Regions from separate parts of the Homo sapiens genome. Here region 2 is linked to region 1. Evidence: read pairs that join two places in POLR2A ChIA-PET (ENCODE). Cell type or tissue: Panc1. All regions are shown on one strand. Each heading gives the region's core, and the rest is flanking DNA. Links, peaks and the distances in the headings are about the cores only.

Region 1 (5,386 bases), core at 200-5,199:
CTCAAAAGGAGTAGGCATAGAATACCATCTCCACTGTGCTTGGAGACCCCAATCCTTAGGAAAGGTAGAGAAAACTAATGATATTATCAAGAGACACCTCAGAAAATTATCCCAAGAAACTCACCTTCCTTGGGTCACTCTTCTTCCTATGGCCTTACTATGAATAAGAAATACCCCTTTAAAACGAGGTCAAAAGCCAAGAGCAAAACCCATTGAGACTTCCGGTTACCATCTGAAAGGGAGTTCAGAAGTATGAACCAGAGATCTCTGCTGGAAGAATTTGCAAACCTTGGAATTTTCTTAAACGTATCTATCTTGTGTATCTTCTCCTTTTTCTAAAATGATTAGTTGAAACCCCATAAACAGAAAAGGGCCTGGGTGCTTTGGGCACAGTAAAGAAAAAGTAAGTTACTCTTGATAACAACCAGGCCTAATGAGGAGAATAAAGAGGACTTTTAATTGCAGTGGTTAAGTGGCCAAGCCCTGCAGGGCGGGGGGGGGGGGGGGGGCGGCAGGGAAGGAAAGAATGAACTTTGAGCACTGGGAGCTATGGGGGATCTTTCTCAATAAGCAGGAGACCGATTCACTGTCTCCCCTGGGACACAGAGATAATTGATTATTGTCCACAGGACAGGCACTCAGAGTTACACTAAAAGAGTGGTTCTTGTGAGCCCCGAATATCTGAGACAGGTCTCAGTCAATTTAGGAAGTTTATTTTGCCAAGGGTAAGAATGCGCCCATGATACAGCCTGAAGAGATCCCGACAACATGTGCCCAAGGTGGTCGGGGCACAGCCTGGTTTTATGCAATTTAGGGAGGCATGAGACATCAATCAATATATGTAAGATGTATATTGGTTCAGTCCGGAAAGGTGGGACAACTCAAAGTGGGGAGGGGCTTCCATGTCATAGGTAGATGAGAGACAAAGAGTTGCAGTCTTTTGAGTTTCTGATTAGCCCTTCCAAACAAAGCAATTCTGCAAGGAAATTCCTCGTGTACAAATTGTGAGGGCAGTATGTACCTTTTTTATCTTTTGTAGGAATAGACTGGCAGGCTGGTTTGCCCTAAGCAGTTCCCAGCTTGACTTTTTCCTTTGGCTTAGTGATTTTGGGGTCTCAAGATTTATTTTCCTTTCACATGCTTATAATAAAATGTGGTTTCCAGGCTGGGTGCAGTGGCTTATGCCTGTAATCCTAGGAATTTAGGAGGCCTAGGTGAGCAAGTCACTTAAGCCCAGGAGTTCAAGACCAGCATGGGCAACATGGTGAAACCTCATGCCTACAAAAAATCCAAAAAAATATTAGCCAGGTGTGATGGTGCATGCCTGTATGTACCTGTAGTCCCACTTACTCAGGAGGCTGAGATGGGAGGATCACCTGAGCCTGGGAGGTTGAGGCTGCAGTAAGCTGTTATTACCCACTGCACTCCAGCCTGGGCAACAGAGTGAGTCCCTGTCCTTTTTTTAAATTAAAAAAAAAAAAAAAGGCCAGGCGTGGTGGCTCACACCTGTAATCCCAGCACTTTGGGAGGCTGAGGAGGGTGGATCACGAGGTCAGGAGATTGAGACCATCCTGGCTAACATGGTGAAACCCTGTCTCTACTAAAAACACAAAAAATTAGCCGGGCATGGTGGCAGGCACCTGTATTCTCAGCTACTCGGAAGGCTGAGGCAGGAGAATGGCTTGAGCCTGGGAGGCAGAGCTTGCAGTGAGCTGAGATCCCACCACTGCACTCCAGCCTGGGTGACAGAGCAAGATTCCATCTCAAAAAAAAAAAAAAAAAAAAAAAAAGATGTGGTTTCCAGGCCAGTAACATCATCATCACCTGACAACTCATTTGACATGCAAATTATCCAGCCCCATTCCTGACCTAGTCAATCCAAAACTCTGGGGATGAGGGCTAGCAATCTGTATCTTAACAAGCTTCTAGGTGATTATGATTCACAGGAAAGTTTGCAAACCATTGCACTAGGGGATAGGATTTGGATCATTACAGCATTTCACTGCAGGAAGTACTATTCCCCTAGAAAAAAAGGTGAAAACAAAAGCAAGTTGATTAGAAGGTAACTGTGCTGGAAAAAGCTAGAGAAAATCATTCATTTATTCAATATATTTGCCAGCAGAAAACATGACAAGAAAGGCAAGGCAAATAATCCATTGAATAATCATGAGTCATCACTCTTAATAGTATCTACCTTCTATATATACTGCTGTACAATCCACATTTGTTTGCCGACAGTTGTACTTGTTAACCAAAACCAAGAATACTCACTTTGACATAAAAATAGGACTTAAGATTAGTGCAACTTACCATATCAGATAGCAATGAAGCTGGCTGAAAACAACATATGCCTAAGATAAATATATATTATCCATTCCAGTCAGACACTTTAAAGAAAAATAAAGTAAAATCCAGACTATGGCTATCAATGAACTATAAGGCACTGATGTTATAAAATGAAAGGTTTATTATTCAAATATACTCATGAACTTATTTAAAATGTGAGAAGTCCTTAATACACTATTAAATGTGTATACATTCTAATTCATTGAATAAATGAAGAAAAAATTGTATAGAATATCATGACCAAACCTCTCTTTTCCCAGATTTCAATACATTAATTTTTAGATTTATATTTCTCATAACAAATAATCAGTCTTTATCATCATTCCACATAGAATCTACAAGTTTTTTCTTTTCCTCAAAGATTGAGTACATCAGAACAGGAAGAAATGTTGGAAACAAACTCTTTTATTGGAGAAGAATCTCAAGGCCCCTCACCATTAGTAGAAGACAATCCCATGGCGTGGCATGAAGCAAGGTGGCTAAGCCACATATGAAAGTAGACTCCTTGCTATGGAGCATTACACAAATGTCAACAGTGATTAATTGATAGCAAAAGTTCTCAGTGCCAGAGTCTGGGAAAATGAGTCAAGTAGGCTTACACAGTCAAAGGAAAAGTAGTCCTGGAATTCTACCCACTATAGCTATGGTAGGTGACAACAGATGTTTCTAATCTTCAAGTGGTTAGTTTTTCTTTATTAAAACAATAATAATCCAGAGATGATACTGATGTATGGACATGAGAGCAGCAAATAATTTCCATTTAGTTCAGATTGTCTCATTTCAACCTTGCTATATTCAGAGACACCTAATAATATCACCATATGCTTTGAAAAGAACATATTTATCACTGCATTTAAACGAGCATATGGTGAAATATTTTTCAGTGTTATCTTTTAAATGAAGTGAAGAAGAATGAATGTAGTATATAATACTTCTAATATATGAGGAGCTTGAAGACCTTTGAGATATAACATCGAAACAGGTGGATTAATAATTTTCTTGAAATATTTTTGCATGTTTGATTAATTAATCAGTGTCTTGAGACTATGTCATTTTATATCAAGATTTGAGTGTACATGGGTTAATTTAGTAATGGATATCATTTTAATTGGATTTGAAATTGGGGTATATGTCTCCAAGGATCTTTAACTGGTCAGGGTAGTCAAAAGTATTAATTAATGTGCTTCAGAATATTAACTTATTTTCTCAAAGCCTGTTGAGTTCATAGAGTTGTGAAAGTTTTCCTCTCAGCACTAACTTAATGCCCATACACTTAGATGTTATAAAAGATTAGTCAAATGTGAAATTATGAAAAAAAGTTAAAAATATTTTATCACAGGCCTCTGTTACTGATTTTTAAATTAGTTTACTGAAAATACATGTGTAGTATCTAGGAAAAATTCAATTTTGTGTTTCTTGGATGTCTAAAGTTTCTTTCTATCAAATAGCAATGCACTGGCTGGTGTTAATAAGTCATTTAAACAAAAAATTTTGTCAATCTGTTTTAGAAATATGTGTGTCAAAATATTCATCAAGTCGTTTGGGGGTCAGAAAATACAAGAATTAGTTGTATTCTTTCCATTAATTATTTGTGCAACCTTGGTCACATTAACCTGCACTTTTGTGTTTGGTGCCCTTACTTGTAAAATTATGCTGCACTTTTAAATTGCCATGGTTCGTTGATGTCTTGGTCTATGAAGCCTACAGAGAGGAAAGATGGTATCTATTTACTAATTTTATTGTGCTTATTGAGATACTTACCAATCACTCAAGGACACCAAATACAAGGTATTGCACTCCTTGCAGCTTACAGATGCGAAGTGTGGAAATTCTTAAACAACTTCACACCCCATAGTGCTCTGGTGCATATCACATGGATCCCGTTACATTCCCTGAAACCTCTTGAGGTATAGCATGTAGTCTAGGAATACCTTCCAGGAATCATCTATACAGAAGATCCTGCACTTATTCCCTTCCCATTATGAGTCCTGGCCCATGAGAAAACAAAACCAAGGACTATGCACACTGTCCTCTGTTTTATTTTCTTGCCTTGTGTAGGTGAGTAGAGCCAGAGAGAGGAAAGCCTCATGAGTACTTGATGTGTCCTTTCAAGGCCCTGCATGAGTTGGTCACCTGCTTAACTCCCTAGCTTCATCTACTTCAGCTAGCAGTGGGGCCCCTCCTCATCATCCACACATCAATTAGAGTGGGCATCTTGCCTCCTGTCTCAGGGTCCTGGCACCCATGGATTCCCCCGGAAGACTCCAGTTGCATGTGCCATAGGTCTACAAACACTCTTGACCTAGTTCATTCATTCACATCACTGTCAAAGTATCACTTTCTCAGAAAAGCTTTCAATAACCCCTAGTCCAGGTCAGGTTCCTTTCTGATGAACACTAAAGATTATGATCCTTTCCTTCACTTACCTACATTTGTAATTATATTCACTGATAAAATTATTTGAATAATATCTGTCTCCTCAACTCAATCATACTCTCCGTGAGTGTGGACCTTGAGTCTTTTTGCTTACTAATCCTTTTTTGCTTACTTTTTGAGTCTTTTTGCTTACTGATCTTCTCATTCAACACTATCACTTTTTGCTTACTGATCTTCTCATTCAACACTATCATTTAATCCTATCACTCACAATTGCAAGCAACAAAAACCAATTCAGCTGATTTATAAGCTGGTATAGATAGTGGTTAAAATCTTGCATCTGGCATCAAGCTGCCTGGGTCTTGACTGCCACTTACCAGCTTGTGACCTTGGATGGGTTCCTTAACCCTTCCTGTGCCATAGCATTCTCATATATAAGAAGGGAATAATTAGAGGATCCACCTATTAGAACTCTAGTGAGGGTAAAGTAAGTTTATTCATGTAAGGCACTTAGTAAGAACAGAATAGAGCAAATGTTAAAATATCCAATAAATCTTAGCTATTAAGCAGAAAACAAATGTATTAATATTTATTTAAAATGTTAATATTACAATAACATGTTATTAAGAAATTATTGGGTAATATTCTATGATTCTGGAAAATG
Region 2 (5,386 bases), core at 275-5,274, 140 kb after region 1:
TATGTAGCAACTAAAATGTCACCTTCTCTGTGGGGATCACAAAGTCCTTGGCAATCACTTCCATACCAGACAAGTGAGTATTGTCCTTCTCCTTTTCCAGATGGATAAACAGAGGCAACCCGAGGATAAAGGCCTTGCTCAGTGTCACACATTTCAGTCACTAAATAAGACACAATGGATGCCAGTATTCTCATCCCCTCACAAATAAAGAGCCTTCAAGCTCTTGCAGTCAACAAGAACTTTTGGAATGATTTCACTGCCTGAAAAGGCAGATACATAGGTGACACCCACAAATAGGAAGAAAATCAACCTGAACCTGAGTGTGTGGGCTCACTGACTCTAAGCAGTAGAGACAGAAGAAAAAGTTTTAGCAAAGAAGGGTTCTGAAAGAAAATAAATATAGCTCGTTATCAAGTGCTGTTTTTACACAGTAAAACATGGGCAAAATTACTCTTCTTTAAGTAGTAATTCTTATCTCTTGATTAAGTCACCTACTCATTCATTTAATAAATACATACTGATTGTTTTCTATGTGTTGAGCACTCATCTCTGTATTGGAAATATAATAATGACCAAAGTTGACAATAGTAATAACAATAATAGCTAATATAGCAGGCACTAATAATTATTTGTTGAGTAATATGTCAAAATTCAGTGTGAACAGCATTCTATTTGGGGCTGCATCCACTGACTATAACACAGCTAATCTATCTGAAATGTTCCAGCTTTGGGCCTCTCTAACAGAAGAAGCTGTTGTTGGGCCTGCCTCTAGTTGGCGATGCATCCACCAATGAGAATGAATTTATGATCGACCACTCTTCCTGTAAAGGCCGCTGGAACTGACAGCATTGTGATTTTCTTTTACTGTTAGTTTTAAATTACTAGAACCAACTCAATTACTAGAACGAACTTTACTTCTTTGTTTCCTACTTATCAAAACAGTAAAAACAACAAGTAAAAGAAATGCCATCTTAATATTGTTTTGATGACAAAACAGTATTCCTTTTAGTTGTGCTTCAAATGGAATAAGATGCAAACAGGCTTGGTATGGTGGCTCACCCCTGTAATCCCAGCCCTTTGGGAGGCCAAGGTGGAAGGATTGCTTGAGGCCATGAGTTTGAGACCAGCCTGCGCAACATAGCAAGACCGTGTCTCTACAAAAAATAAAAAATTAGCTGAGTGTAGTGGTGTGTGCTTGTGGTCCCAGCTACTTTTGAGGCTGAGGAGGGAGAATCTCTTGAGCCCAGAAGGTCGAAGTTGCAGTGAGCCGTGATCGTGCCATTGCTCTCCAGCTTGGACAACAAAGCAAGACCCTATGTCAAAAAATAAATAAATAAAAGACATAAACATATCTGAGATTAACTTTCAGTGGTAAATTTGTTCCATATATGATTTTTAAGGTTAAATGCTTTGGAAGCTTTAAAAACCATTTCAGCCCTTTTAAATGCCAACTTACACTGATGATGCTCTCAGATGTTAGGAAATCTTTTGAGCAGAAAATGGAAGTGGGGGTGTTGAGGCAGGGAGGAGAGTGATGCAATATTCCTTAGTGTCATCCTGTGATTTCACAATTTGTTTTTCAATCTGTTTGGACTTTCAAAAGGGAAGACTCTCATATGTCAACAAGCCCATGAACTGAAGCTTAAAACACTGGAAACAACAACTGTAGAGTTTCAAGTATATGTACATTTATGTATTCATGTTCCTTGATGGGAATGCTGGCTGGTGTGAATGTTCAATCTCCTGAGAAATGTAAATTTTTCTCTGACAGATTTATTAGCTTGCTGTATCTGAGCACATGAGCAAAAACAATGCCTAATAAGAAAACTTTCTCTCTCCTTCAAAGTCAAACTTGGGAGAAATGAAGGGAAATCGAGTTTTCTTTGCTTGACAGTGTTCAACATTCTTGTAGTCAGTGTGCTCATGAAGATTGCAAACTTTTTTTTTTTTTTAGAGCAGCTAGGACTACAGGCGCGCACCACCACACCCAGCTAATTTGTGTATTTTTAGTAGAGATGGGGTTTTAACTATGTTGGCCAAGCTTGTCTCAAACTCCTGACCTCAAGTGATCCATTCGACAGCTCTTTCTTTTTTTTTTTTTTTTTTGAGACAAAGTCTCGCTCTGTCACCCAGGCTGGAGTGCAGTGGTATGATCTCAGCTCACTGCAACCTCCGCCTCCTGGGTTCAAGCAATTCTCATGCCTTAGCCTCCCGAATAGCTGGGACTACAGGTGTGTGCCACCACGCCCAGCTAATTTTTGTATTTTTAGTAGAGACAGGGTTTCATCATGTTGTCCAGGCTGGTCTCAAACTCCTGACCTCAAGTGGTCCGCCCGCCTCGGCCTCCCAAAGTGCTGGGATTACAGGTGTGAGCCACCACGCCTGGCCATCTGGCAGTTCTTTATAGCAGTACGAAAATGGACTAATACACCCCATCTCTCCCAAAATAAAAAAAGTAGATAGGTGTGGTGGCACGCACCTGTAGTTTCAGCTGCTCAAGAGGCTGAGGTGGGGGGATAGCTTGATCCGGGCAGGCAGAAGTTGCAGTGAGCTGAGATTGGACCACTGCACTCCAACCTGGGTAACAGAACAACAACCCATCTCAAAAAAAAAAAAAAATAACTGGGGATTAGATTGAAAAGATATAAAAATAAAGCTATTAATCTCTTACAGTCCCAGATATAAAGTATATGCTCTCATGTTATGAAAAGGTCAATATAATTATGAATAAGAAAAAAGATTATTGTTCTTTTATGTTCACCAGTCTGAGCACCTATGATGAGCACCTATGAGAATCTCTGCTGGTACTTACCAGTTAGCCCACTCACTGTCTCCAAGATTCTGTATGTTTTCCACCCTCTGTTGAGAGCATTTCTGGTACAGTGTACATAGTTAAGTAATAATAGTCAAGGAGAAAAGAAAATAAAGTTCTGACGTGGCATTAAGAATAGCAGCAATAAGACCAGGCGTGGTGGCTCATGCCTGTAATCCCAGCATTTTGGGAGGTCGAGGTGGGTGGATTGCCTGAGGTCAGGAGTTCAAGATCAGCCTGGTCAACATGGTGAAACCCCATCTCTACTAAAAATACAAAAATTAGCTGGGTATGGTGGCGCATGCCTGTAGTCCCAGCTACTCAGGAGGCTGAGGCAGGAGAATTGCTTGAACCTGGGAGGCCGAAGTTGCAGTGAGCCAAGATTTTGCCACTGCATTCCAGCCTGGGCAACAGAGTGAGACTCCTTCTCAAAAAAAAAAAAAAAAGAAAAGAAAAGAAAAGAAGAAGAATAGCAGCAATAAAATAGAGGAAATGACTGGCTCTGAGGCAGATTGTTTAAATAAAATATGTGTGGTGGCTCACTCCTGAATCCCAGCACTTTGGGAGGCCAAGGTGGGTAGATCACTTGAGGCCAGGAGTTCAAGACCAGCCTGGCCAACATGGCAAAACCCTGTCTCTGCTAAAAATACAAAAATTATCTGGGCATAGTGGCATGTGCCTATAATCCCAGTTACTCGGGAGGCTGAGGCAGGAGAATCACTTGAACCAGAAAGGTGGAGGTTGCAGTGAGCCGAGATTGTGGCACTACACTCCAGCCTGGGCAACAGAGCAAGACTCTTTCCCAAAAATAAATAAATAGGCTGGGCGTGGTGGTTCACGCCTGTATTGCCAGTACTTTGGGAGGCCAAGGAGGGCAGATCACTTGAGGTCAGGAGTTCAAGAGCAGCCTGAGCAACATGGTGAAACCCTGTCTCTACTAAAAATACAAACTTAGCCAGGCGTGGTGGCACATGCCTGTAGTCCCCCCTACTTGGGAGGCTGAGTCAAGAGAATCACTTGAACTCGGGAGATGGAAGTTACAGTGAGCTGAGATGGCACCACTGCACTCCAGCCTGGGTGACAGAGTAAGACCCTGTCTCTGCTTTTTAAAAAGAAGAAGAAAAGAAAAAAAATGTACTGTATATTTCAAAATAGCTAAAAGAGAGGATTTTAAATATTTTTACCACAAAGAAAATGATAAATATTTGAGGTGATGTATATGCTAATTAACCTGATTTGATCATTCATATATGTGTGTGCGCATATATATATATATATATATATATATATATATATGGAAACAGCACACTTTACTCCATAAATATATACCTGTACAATTATTATTTGGCAATTAAAAATTAAAAAACTGGCCGGGTGTGGTGGCTCAGGCCTCTAATCCCAGCACTTTGGGAGGCCAAGGCAGGCAGATCACAAAGTCAGGAGATCAAGACCATCCTGGCTAACACGGTGAAACACTGTCTCTACTAAAAAATACAAAAAATTAGCCGGGCGTGGTGGTGGGTGCCTGTAGTCCCAGCTACTCGGGAGGCTGAGGCTGGAGAATGGCGTGAACCCGGGAGGCGGAGCTTGCAGTGAGCCGAGATTGTGCCACTACACTCCAGCCTGGGCAACAGAGCAAGATCCGTCTCAAAAAAATTAATTAATTAATTAAATAAAATAAAAATAAAAAACTATTTAAATAAGTAAATTAGCCAACTAAATACAAGTAATATAAATAGATTATATGGAAATAAAAGCCAAATTAAGTGTTTTATTGCCAGTTCCAGAAGCAAGCCTTTAAGACAATCTTTATTATTGTAGGACCCATAACACTATGCATTCTCTCAATATTCTGAGATTTTTCTCATCTTTACCATACTACATTGTATTAATGGGTGCAACAAATATGTTTATTTACTTCAAGTCATAGTCAACTTTTCCATATAGATTAAGAATTATCCTTTTTTTTTTTTTTCTGGGACCAGGTCTTGCTCTGTCCCCAGGGCTGATAGCTCACTGCAGCCTGGAACTCCTGGGCTCAAGTGATCCTCCTGCCTCAGCCTCTAGAGTAGCTAGAACTATGCCCAATCCTCCTGCCTTGGTCTCCCTAAGTGCTGCAATTACAGGTATGAACCACAACACCGGACCTAGATTATGAATTATTCTTGTATACAGCTATGGCCTTGTCAGAGGAGTTTGAACCAAAGCAACTCCATCTTGAATAGGAGCTGCGTAAAATGAGGCTAAACCTACTGGGCTGCATTCCCAGATGGTTAGGCATTCTAAGTCACAGCATGAGATAGGAGTTTGGCTCAAGATACAGGTCATAAAGACCTTGCTGATAAAACAGCTTGCAGTAAAGAAGCCAGCTAAATCCCACCAACATCAAGGTGGTGATGAGAGTGACCTCTGCTCATCCTCACTGCTACACTCCCACCAGAGCCATGACAGTTTACGAATACCATGGCAACATCAGGAAGTTACCCTATGTGGTGTAAAAAGGGGAGGCATGAATAATCCACCCCTTGTTTAGCATATCATCAAGAAATAACCATAAAAATGGGCAACCAGCAG

The links. ChIA-PET counts read pairs that join two places held together with the same protein. Peaks named below come from ENCODE experiments on the same cell type or tissue, not always from the same donor. Only the 100,000 strongest peaks of a DNase experiment are listed, where the experiment ranks them.
Region 2: POLR2A ChIA-PET joins it to region 1 with 9 read pairs; 2 of 35 experiments call an interaction of 5 or more read pairs at or near these places.

What each region holds. Positions count from the first base shown.
Region 1 is chr5:91,440,777-91,446,162 of GRCh38, reverse strand. No RefSeq gene overlaps it. Among named protein-coding and RNA genes, the nearest start is that of ARRDC3, 60 kb to the right of the region's middle. In Panc1, for the core only: no CTCF peak of the experiment used is centred there; a DNase peak (open chromatin) is centred at 2,886.
Region 2 is chr5:91,297,876-91,303,261 of GRCh38, reverse strand. It overlaps LUCAT1 (lung cancer associated transcript 1), which reads left to right. Exons shown (of 5, transcript NR_103548.1): 5 at 101-276. Among named protein-coding and RNA genes, the nearest start is that of LUCAT1, 14 kb to the left of the region's middle. In Panc1, for the core only: no CTCF peak of the experiment used is centred there; no DNase peak of the experiment used is centred there; H3K27ac peaks cover 886 bases.